Linked DNA regions of Homo sapiens: region 1 is linked to region 2. The links are chromatin loops, found by intact Hi-C in ENCODE. Cell type or tissue: dorsolateral prefrontal cortex. All regions are shown on one strand. Links, peaks and the distances in the headings refer to the core of each region. The heading gives the core; the rest is flanking DNA. Region 1 has its middle 42 kb from the start of GRM3. Region 2 overlaps ELAPOR2 (endosome-lysosome associated apoptosis and autophagy regulator family member 2).

What was found. A loop is a pair of places that touch in the nucleus more often than their neighbours do. Peaks named below come from ENCODE experiments on the same cell type or tissue, not always from the same donor. Only the 100,000 strongest peaks of a DNase experiment are listed, where the experiment ranks them.
Region 1: a loop joins it to region 2, with 8 times the contacts of the local background. A loop is called at or near these places in 11 of 110 quality-filtered maps.

The regions. Positions count from the first base shown.
Region 1 is chr7:86,598,874-86,604,249 of GRCh38, forward strand. No RefSeq gene overlaps it. Among named protein-coding and RNA genes, the nearest start is that of GRM3, 42 kb to the right of the region's middle. RefSeq lists an enhancer at 2,271-2,360. In dorsolateral prefrontal cortex, for the core only: a CTCF peak has its summit at 2,238 (motif pointing right); a DNase peak (open chromatin) is centred at 2,248; H3K27ac peaks cover 1,105 bases.
Region 2 is chr7:86,902,882-86,908,257 of GRCh38, forward strand. ELAPOR2 (endosome-lysosome associated apoptosis and autophagy regulator family member 2) reads right to left here. Exons shown (of 22, transcript NM_001142749.3): 18 at 4,789-4,890. Among named protein-coding and RNA genes, the nearest start is that of GRM3-AS1, 100 kb to the left of the region's middle. In dorsolateral prefrontal cortex, for the core only: a CTCF peak has its summit at 2,527 (motif pointing left); no DNase peak of the experiment used is centred there.

The sequences.
Region 1 (5,376 bases), core at 73-5,072, 300 kb before region 2:
TCACGGGATAAGACCCACTGGCTTGGAATTCCAGCCAGCCGCTGGGAGCAGTGTTACATCTTTCTGAGATGGTGCCCCTGGAGGTGGGGGAGTAGGGGACACCATCTTTGCTGTTTGGGTGACTTAGCCGTTCCAGCCTTCGGGCTTTGAAGTGTCTGAGCTGACTGAGCACGGAGGCAGTGCCTCAGCACAGCGCAGCTGCTCTACCAAATCATGGCCAGACTGCTTTATCAAGCAGGTCCCTGATCTCATTCCTCTTCACTGGCTGGGACCTCCCAGCTGGAGTCTTCAGCCACCCCCACCAGTGATCTCCACTTGACGCAGTTTTTTTGTTGTTTGTTTGTTTGGTTTTTGTTTGTTTGCTTTTTGAGACTGAGTCTCACTCTGTCTCCCAGGCTGAAGTGCAGTGGTGCGATCTCGGCTCACTGCAACCTCCACCTCCCGGGTTCAAGAAATTCTTGTGCCTCAGCCTACTGAGTACCAGGGATTACAGGCACCCGTCATGACGCCCAGCCAATTTTTGTATTTTTAGTAGAGACGGGGTTTCACCATGTTGGCCAAGCTGGTCTCGAACTCCTGACCTCAAGTAATCTGCCTGCCTTGGCCTCCCAAAGTGCTGGGATTACAGGCGTGAATCACCACGCCCGACCTGATGCAGTTTTGAAACCTCCCTAGGATGGAGCACCCAGAGAGAGGGGCAGGCCACCATCTTTGCTGTTTGGGAGACAGCTTTTCCAGCCTTTGGGCTTTGGAGTGTCTGAGGTGACCAGGGGCTGAAGTAGACCCCCAGCACAGTACAGCTCCTCTATGAAAATGTGGCCAGACTGCTTTTTCAAATGGGTCCCAATCTCATTCCTCGTAACTGGGAGAGATCTCCCATCCAGGGTCTCCAGCCACCTCCTACACGTGAATTCAGTCTAGAAACAGGCCCGTACCTCCCTGGGACAGAGCTTCCAGAGGGAGGGTTAGGCTGCCATCTTTGCTGTTTCATAGCCTTCACTGGTGATAACTCCAGGTACTGGAAAGTCTGAGGCAACTACGAACTGGAATGGAACCCCAGAATACTACATCAGCCCTGTGGAAAAGTGGCCAGACTGTTACATGTGCCCATTCCCATATATCCTCACCTGGCAGTTCTAGGCCTCTAGACACCCCTAACCAGAGCTATTGGGGCAGTAGCAACTCAGTGACTCCCTGGACAGAGCCTCAAGGGGCAACTGAAAGTCTCTCTGCTACTGCCTTTTCAGTGAAACTGTCCTTGCTGCCCTCAAACTAATAAAGGAGTAAAGACCCTAAGTGCCTTATGAACACCTTCAACAAGTTGCTGCTCACCCAAGGAGAGGAGGCCAGTCTGTCTCCCATGCAACCACGCAAGCCCAACTGCTTGTAGCCAAACAGGGAATCCCTGGCTTGAGTCCACAGCACAGACCCTCCATCCTGGCCTGAGTGCACTGAGCAATTGCTGACCTGCATCTCTCTGGGGTAGAGCCCCCAGGAGACAAGCAAAGTGGTGGGGCAGTAAGCCAGCTGATGTTGAGCCCAGAGGGTTTGGTGCGGGAACATCTGTAGCAGAGTATGGCCAGGGATGGCCATTCGTCTAGGCTGCACTTGCTCCCATAAGAGACTTTAGTCCTAGGGGAGGTGTCAGACCTGATCTCTTCAGGGTGGCCTTGAACATCAGATAGGGCTACTCCAACCTGAGCGCTCCTTGGTCAGCTGCCTCTCATGGAGCCCCAGCCTAGACACACCTGCTTACAGGGCAGTCTTGGGTGCCCTGGGGGCCCATGCCATAGTTTCTGTTCTGGCAGACCATGCCTGAATGGTGGAGAGCTCCAGCGAGGCAGCCCCTATTGCCGCACACCAGCCCACACATTCCCTCTGCATGCTGCAGCTTCCCCTGAGCCCACAGCAACTCCTCACATCACTTTGCTGATGCATGTCTACACAGGTGGATTTTGCTTTACTTGCCCCACTAGCAGGCAGGAATGCATTACACCCCTCCCACCCCTGCTGACCGTCATTGCAGATGAAGCCTTGGCAGGAACAGAGCCAGCCAGCCTTCCAGCATCCCACCCATGCGCTAATACTGTGCAGAGAACAGAGGATCCTCCCACACCCTAACTGATCACTCCTGCTTGCAGAGCACAGAGAAGGCACCCAAATCTGCACTAGCCAGCACACTGCCCTACGCCAACACCACCTCTAGTGCAACAACACACACAGCTTCCAGCAGGGGCCTCCCACTCCCTATCAGCTGCCTTGCCTCTGCTACTGTGGTGAATACCCACAGGGAGGCAGGCACCCTGGGATCCACTAGCACTCAGCTGCAGCTGCTGCACCTCAGCACCACCAGCACAGTGGACTCCAAACCCCAAGGAGATAGAGAACAAAATTGGGGCCCAATACAATTCCCCCCCAGGGAGAGTATACAGTTTAGGAGTTGGGAGCTGAGCGCTGGCCTCCTAAAACCTCCCAGAAACAAAGCCAGTCATCTGAGTCCACCTTATACCACAATCAAATCCTTAATGTCATCCAATCAGATAAAAGGAAACAATCCAAAGATCAGCAACCTCAAAAAGTAAAGGTAGATAAACCCACAATAATCAGAAAGAATTAGCATGAGAACACTGAAAACTCAAAAAGCCAAAGTGCCTTTTTTCTTCCAAATGACTGCATCATCTCTCCAGCAAGGGTTTAGAACCAAGCTGAGGCTGAGATAGCTGAAATGACAAAGTAGAATTCAGAATATTGATAGGTACAAACTTCATTGAGCTAAAGGAGTATGTTGTAGCACAATTCAGGGAAGCTAAAAATCATGATAAAACATTGCAGTGGCTGACAGACAAAACAGCCATTATCGAGAAGACCATAACTGACCTGAGAGAGCTGAAAAACACACTACACGAATTTCACAATGCAATCACAAGTATTAATAGCAGAATAGACCAAGCAGAGAAAATAATCTCGACTCTTAAACACTGGCTTTCTGAAATAAGACAGGCAGACAAGAATAGAGAAAAAGAATGAAAATGAATTAACAAAACCTCTGAGAAATGTCAGATTATGTAAAGAGATCGAATCTATAGCTGATTGGTGTACCTGAAAGAGATGGAGAGAATGGAACCAACTTGAAAATCATATTTTAGGATGTTAGGCATGAGAACTTCCCCAACCTAGCTGGAGAGGTCAACATTCAAATTCTGGAAATGCAGAGAACCTTAGTAAGATACTTCACAAGAAGACTATCTCCAACGCACATAATTATCAGATTCTCTAAGGTTGAAATGAAAGAAAAAAAATTAAAGGCAGCTAGAAATGTTAGGCTACATACAAAGGGAAGCCCATCAGACTAACAGCAGACTTCTCAGCTGAAATCCTAAAGCCAGAAGAGATTGGGGGCCAATCTTCAACATCTTAAAAAAAAAAAAATCCAATCTGGCAAAACTAAGCTTCATAACCAAAGGAGAAATAAGATCAGTTTCAGACAAGCAAATGGTAAAGGAATGTGTTACTACCAGACCTTCCTTACAAGAGTTACTGAAGGAAAAACTAACTATGGAAAGGAAAGCCCCTGCAAAAACACACTAAAGTACAAAGACCAGTCACACTATAAAGCAACCATATAAACAAGTCTGCAAAACAACCAGCTTAACATCATGATGACAAGATAAAAATCCATACATATCAATGCTAACCTTCAATGTAAATAGGCTAAATGTCCCAATTAAAAGACAAAGAACGACAAGCTGGATAAAAAATCAAGACCCATTGAAATGCTGTCTTCAAGAGACCCATCTCACATGCAGTGAGAAACATAGGCTCAAAATAAAGGAATGGAGAAAAGCCTACCCAGCAAATGAAAAACAGAAAAAAGGTAGGGGTTCCAATCCTAGTTTCTGATGAAAGAGACTTAAAAGCAACAAAGGTCAGAAAAGACAAAGAAGGGCATTATATAATGGTAAAGGATTCAATACAAGAAGATCTAACTCTCCTAAATATATATGCACCCAACATAGGAGCACCCAGATTCATAAAACAAGTTCTTAGAGACCTTCAAAGAGACTTAGACTCCACACCTCTATGTACATAAACTAGAAAATCTAGAAGAAGTGGATAAAATTCCTGGACACATACACCCTCCCAAAACTGAACCAGGAAAAAATGGAATCCCTGAACATACTAATAATGAGCTCTAAAATCGGGACAGAAATAAATGGCCTACCAACCAAAAAAGTCCTAGGACCAGACAGATTCAGTTGAATTCTACCAGATGTGCAAAGAAGAACTGGTACCATTTCTACTGAAACTATTCCAAAAATTAAAGAGAGGGACTCCCTCCTAACTCTATGAAGTCAGCATCACCATGATACCAAAACCTGGCAGAGATACAAAACAAAATAAAAAAAAAAACTTCCAGCTAATATCCTTGCTGAACATTGTGGAGAAATCCTCAACAAAATACTGGCAAAGTGAATCCAGCAGCAAGTTGAAAAACTTATCCACCATGATCAAGTAGGCTTTATCCCTGGGATGCAAGCTTAGTTCAACATACACAAATCAATAAATGTGATTCATTATGTAAACCAGAACTAAAGACAAAAACAACGCTATTATATCAATAGATGCAGAAAAGGCTTTTGATAAAATTCAACGTCCATTCATGTTTAAAAAAACTCTTAATAAACTCTGTATTGAAAGAACATACCTCAAAATAATAAGAGCCACATATGACAAACCCACAGCCAACATTATATTAAATGGGTGAAACCTGGAAGCATTCCTTTTGAAAACTGGCAAAAGACAAGGATGTCCTCTCTCACCACTCCATTCAACATAGTATTGGAAGTTCTGACCAGGGTAATCAGGCAAGAGGAAGAAATAAAGGGCTCCCAAACAGGAAGAGAGAAAGTCAAGATCCCTGTTTGCAGATAAAGTGATCTTATGTATAGAAAACCCTATAGTCTTATCCCAAAAACTTCTTAAGCTGATAAACAATTTCAGCAAATTGTCAGGATACAAAATTAATGTGCAGAAATAACTAGCATTCCTATACACCAACAACAGTCAAGCCAAGAGTAGAATTAGAAACAAACTCCCATTCATAACTGCCACAAAATAATAAAATACCTAGGAATACAGCTAAAACCAGGGATTTGAATGATCTCTACAAGGAGATCTATAAATCACTGCTCAAAACAATCAGAGATAATTCAAATAAATGAAAAAACATTTCATCCACATGGATAAGAAGAATCAATATCGTGAAAATGGACATACTGCCCAAAGCAATTTACAGATTCAATGCTATTCCTCTTTTTTTATTTGTTTAAACTAATTCAATTCTCATTTTATTTTATTTTATTTTATTATTATTAT
Region 2 (5,376 bases), core at 240-5,239:
ACTCTTTCCTGGATGTGTGACAAGAACCCAGTGTCTTCTACAAGAATATCACAACAGATTGAATATGAACATAAGATTTTTTATGCATAGTTCTTAGATCCAGGTTTACAAAATTCTATCATTCTCCTGCAAAACCTCCCTTTCTAAAGACTCTATCCTGAGTTAACTACCAAAAGCCAGCATCAGATCAAAACCGAGACAAACTAAATTAACTGACATTCCTTAGTTTTCTCTTCAGATTATCTTGTTTAATGAAATAAAATAATTATCATCCTTATCTCAAAATTGATCTGAAAATTTTAAGAATGGTTTGTGATTTTTATATCATGTCTTAAGAGTACTTATTAGTGTCTGAAGTATATAATTTTAGCAATTCTGTTTTAGTTTTTTCATTTCTTGATCAAAATGGATTTTAGCTGTTTTCACTTATGCTCATAATGCATCTATATGCCTTTTTACTTTTTAATATTCTAAGAACGTATTTGGTTTTGGTCTTTTGAGTTAAATTGCCTTTTTAATTTAACTTGCACAGACTTACATATCTATTATCTGTCTATAAATTGTTCTAGGGAAAAAGAAAACAAGGGAAGTCATTTTACCAATCATCCTTCCATGTCTCTTAAGAACTGAAAATGGATACATATTTTGGTTTTAACAGTCCTTCCCCAAAGACCAAAGAAAATACTACATTAGCATCCAATAGATCTGATGAATTTGATAGAGAGACTCTAAATTGGAATCTGTGAAATAAACCCCTGGAGTGTTTGACCCTTGAATATAACAGGACAGAACTGTGAAGCGTTCCTTTTGTGAGATTCAATATTCCCAGAGGCTATACTGATAATGGAGATGAATTTGGATTTTGAAGGAGGTTTTGGCAAAACAATTTTAGGCTGATTTATAAACTACTCAAGCAGTTAAATATAGTCAGAAGTTGACAGAGAGAAAAAAATGATTTTCCTCTAACTGGTGGCATCAATAAAGACCCTGTTTGAGGAAAGATGACTCATTTAAAAGAAGGCACCAATAACTTGTAAGTCAGTTGAGTTATCCTCTGGGGTAAGTGTGATATTTGCCTCTAACTTAGTGTGCTTCTTTGCAAATCTCTGCCCATGAGGAATTGGATGAAAAAATGGCAAGATGAGAGCATTATGGCATGAAAAAACCACACAGTTAGAAAATTATTCCATCGTGACTATGCCACACTGCAGCTATACAACCTGGCGCATCAGTGTTTCCTGCTCTGTAAAGTCAATGTGTTTGACTCAAGGATCTTGTGGATGCTGTGGCACCTCTATTATCAGAGTAAAAATGCTTCTCTTTATCTGCTTTTTAATAAGGCCTTTTTATACCATTTTCACTAACAGAAATGTCTCATGTTTTTAAAAGAACCCTTTGGACACAATGCTTAGGTCTAAATTCTTCCCAATAAAAGGAGAGCCTTCAGTTCCTCTATCTCCCTGAGATAATGATTAGAGGTTTGGGAAGCCTTTTAGGCAAAGGCTAGAGGGCCATCTATTTAGGGGCATCTATTAATATTTAGGAATATCAGCAGCCTATTGTGCTAGCAGTTTATTCTCTGCTCAAGGTGCAAACTACACTAGAAAATCTCGTAACTTCACTCCAGCTGTCAGATTACATCTGCCACAAACACTGTACCGTTTTTATCTAAAATGTTTCATACCCTCCAGACACTTTATGGAACTAGAAGCCAACTACATTTGCCAGACCAAATAGACAGCTTGGTGTTTCCAGCTGCAGATGAGAAGGCAGCCCAGATAATTTGCTGTTCCCTCTAATTTCTCAGGTGATACACAAAGAACACATATTTCCCCCTTTCTCCTGCCCATTTCACTTTCTATTAAGACTTTCTCACTTTCCCAGGTCTGGGGATCTTATGACATTTTCCCAGGACACCAAGATATAAAACCCCAACCAACATTGCTACTGCTAAAGTAAACTTTTGCCTGGCTTGCCAAGATTTTTGGCCAAGAAATGAGATTTCCTGAGGGTGGCATTCCTTCTGCACTACCAAAGTCTCCTTCTGAGACTTTTTGGTCAGCTTATGAAGCTTCTCAAGGCAAGTGTCTGGTTAGCATCTCCCTCCCTCCACTCTGGAAATCTTAAAGCTGAAAGAATGAATGAATGAATGGATGAATGAATGAATGAATGAGAAAGACAGAGAGAGAGAAGGAAGGAAGGAAGGAAGGAAGGAAGGAAGGAAGGAAGGAAGGAAGGAAGGAAGGAAAGAAAGAAAAGAAAAGAAAGAAGAGAGAAAGAGAGAAAGAAAGAAAGAGAGAAAGAGAGAGAGAGAGAGAGAGAGAAAGAGAGAGAGGAAGAGAAGAGAAGAAGTCCTCTTAAAAAATAGCCTGAGAAACTGGGCTATGTTGACTTTTTTTTTTTTTCTGTCAGTAGGAAATATTTATTCAACCTCACTGCTAAAAAAAAACCAAAACAAACAAACAAAAAAACCTAATAATTTCAGGAAAGCTGCTGTTTCTCGTGTTCTGATCTCCGAGCTCCCCCTTGTGCCCTGATGGGAAATTGATTCAAGAAAGAAATAAAGGTCAGCACATTTAAGCTGTAGTGTTCAAGCAGCTCCCTAAAGTAGTGGTCAGCACACTTCAGTGCGCATCACAACTCTAAATGAAGATTTATCAAACATGGCTGAAGGACTACACCCTTTAGACTGTCACATTTTAAATTAGCTTTTCATAAAACTAAAATTTGGAATACATTTTGAGAATCTGTCTCAGAAAAAAAAAAATCCAAAATGTGAGTTAAGAAAAAATCTGGTTCACAAATTTCAGTAGACATCAGAATTGCCTTGTGGTTTTTAAAAATGTTCCTATGCTCAGCATCTAAGATTCTATATTTTTAGGGAAGGCCCAGAAATTAATTTTTTAAATAGATACCCCAAGGTATTCTGCTGCAGGTCATCTTGATAAACCTGGCAAAGATAGTTTACTTCCCTAAGTGGCAGATTCCTGGAGGTCAAAGGAGAAACAAGTTTTCCTCTCCAAATAGGAAAAATTCAGTTTCTACATGCCATCGCTTAACTCCAGGAGACTATTTTCCTTATTACAATTAAAGCATCAGAACACACCTTACGAGAGTTAGAGTGATGTGTTTCCTAAAGGACAGACCTAATCTTCATTAACATCATCTACTTGAGTTAGAGGCCTGGAGGAGGCTTTGGAAGCTATTGAAGTAGACTCCCAGAGACTACAGGTTAATTGTTAGGTTCACAATATGGCCCCCAGATGTGCTGTAGTAAATAGAATAAGCACCTGAACTCAGAACTGTATGATGGCATATTAGAAAATGATGAAAGACACACTCTTTTATTGCTAGAATCTCTGACCACACCTTTCCTTGGAGGGTGGCTTGTTGCCTTGGTTCTAGCTTGGAGGCTGGCAGAGGGATCCTCTACCACAGGATGCCCTTTTATTATTATTAGGTACTACTCTTGTTGCATCCATCTCTCACCTTGAACAGGTAAAAAGAATAATTAAATCATAGGTCTATGAGAAGTGGAAACACGCAGTTGGTGAAAAGAGAATGTCAGTATGCCTTTATGCCCAAAAATAAGCCCAAAATACTGTGTTACCCCTGTAACTATTTTTAGGATACATAAGTAGTTGAAGCAATGCTTACACCACTGATTTCCAATCCTGATGTGACATAAGCAGGACAGGTTAAAATCTCCCAAGGGTTACTGTGAAACTATCAAAAACAAAATTAATATAATCATTTTCTCTTTAAAAATATATACTTTTGCTAATTTGATAGAGAAAAAAAATCTGCAAATCAAGCTATGATCCAAAGGTATCTTAACTCAGCAAAGATTAGAAATAAATAATCTGGCTGGGTGCAATGGGTCACACCTGTAATCCCAACCCAGCTTGGGAGGCTGAGAAGAGAGTCACTTGAGGCTAGGAGTTTGAGACCAGCTTGGGCAATGTAGGGAGATTCCCATCTCTACAAAAAATTTAAAAATAATAATAATTTTTAAAATAAAATATAAAGTAATAAATAATCTTCATGTTGAAAAATGAATATCTGAAAAATAAAACTGAGGAGGCATTCAAGTGTCACTCATGCTATTAAAGCAGTCTGTATTTAAGTTGACAATTCTGAGCCTACAAAATTGTTTTCTTGTTGTTTTCCCATCCAAAGCGAACTGCATTATTCAGATCTTCACTATAGAGGGCTATTGCCTTAATGCTAATTTGTGTTAAATGAAGCACATTATGTATTTTATAAGTCAGACTTACCTTGGTGATTCTGCCACCATTAATCAATAAACTGAAGAGCTAGAAATCGATAATATAAATTACCCTGGCCCCCATACCCTTCCAGAGAAAAAAGCTATGACTCAGAGGTTAGATTACTTAATCTTGATCACCCAGCTAGTTAATTGTTGATCTAGTACCATAATCAGGAAAGCTACTAATCCAGCTCTCAAGGAAATTCAGGCTAAACAATAAAATAAATACAGGGATACAAGCAATATAATTAATTTTATATTTCTTCAAGAGAATTAGACACTTAACACAAACAGGACAAGAATATGTCATACAAGAGGCTAGGAAGTCTTTAGATTGTACAAGGACCTATTTCTCTTAATACACACTCAGCACATTCCCTACAAAAAAAAAAAAAACCCTACAGATTGTTCTGTTTTCTTTCTGCTTTATGTTCATAGAGAATATGTTTTAAAATAGTAACATTCTGGAGAGTTTTTCTTCCTCATGGTAAACACAAATCATATGGAAATAAGGATACCTGGGGACTGAAATCACTCCTGCTCCAGATTTAGTAGGATTACACCTCATTTTCACAGCAGTTGATCGGCCATTAATACAAGATGTTGTTGCTGTAGAAGACCTATTGTAAGCCAAATAACATTTTTAAAAAACAGATATAATACAGATTACAAAGACAAAAATATGGGAATAATTGCTCTCAGACTTCATGAACAAATGAAAAAGAAAAATGTATTAAAGTTCACTAATTTGTAATTTTAATACAAATTCAGCTCATTTACTTTCATTGCCTATGAAAAGTTGACTACTTTCCCAGGTAAAGTGATATGTTATCATCAAAGTATTTAGTAAAGATATAATTTTAATAAAAATTATAATCAAAAATATTCTTAAGGGAACAAAGACCATGTCTACTTAGGCCAATGCTTTGATATATGAATTATAAATAATTATTGGCGAGACAATGAAATAGAGTCTCTTTACTGCCAATGTAAGTGAATACACACACACACACACACACACACACACACACACACGAGAAATTATACAAGGCTTTCAAAATATTCCATGTTTCCTACTTTTTACTATCCTTCATTTAAGAATCAGT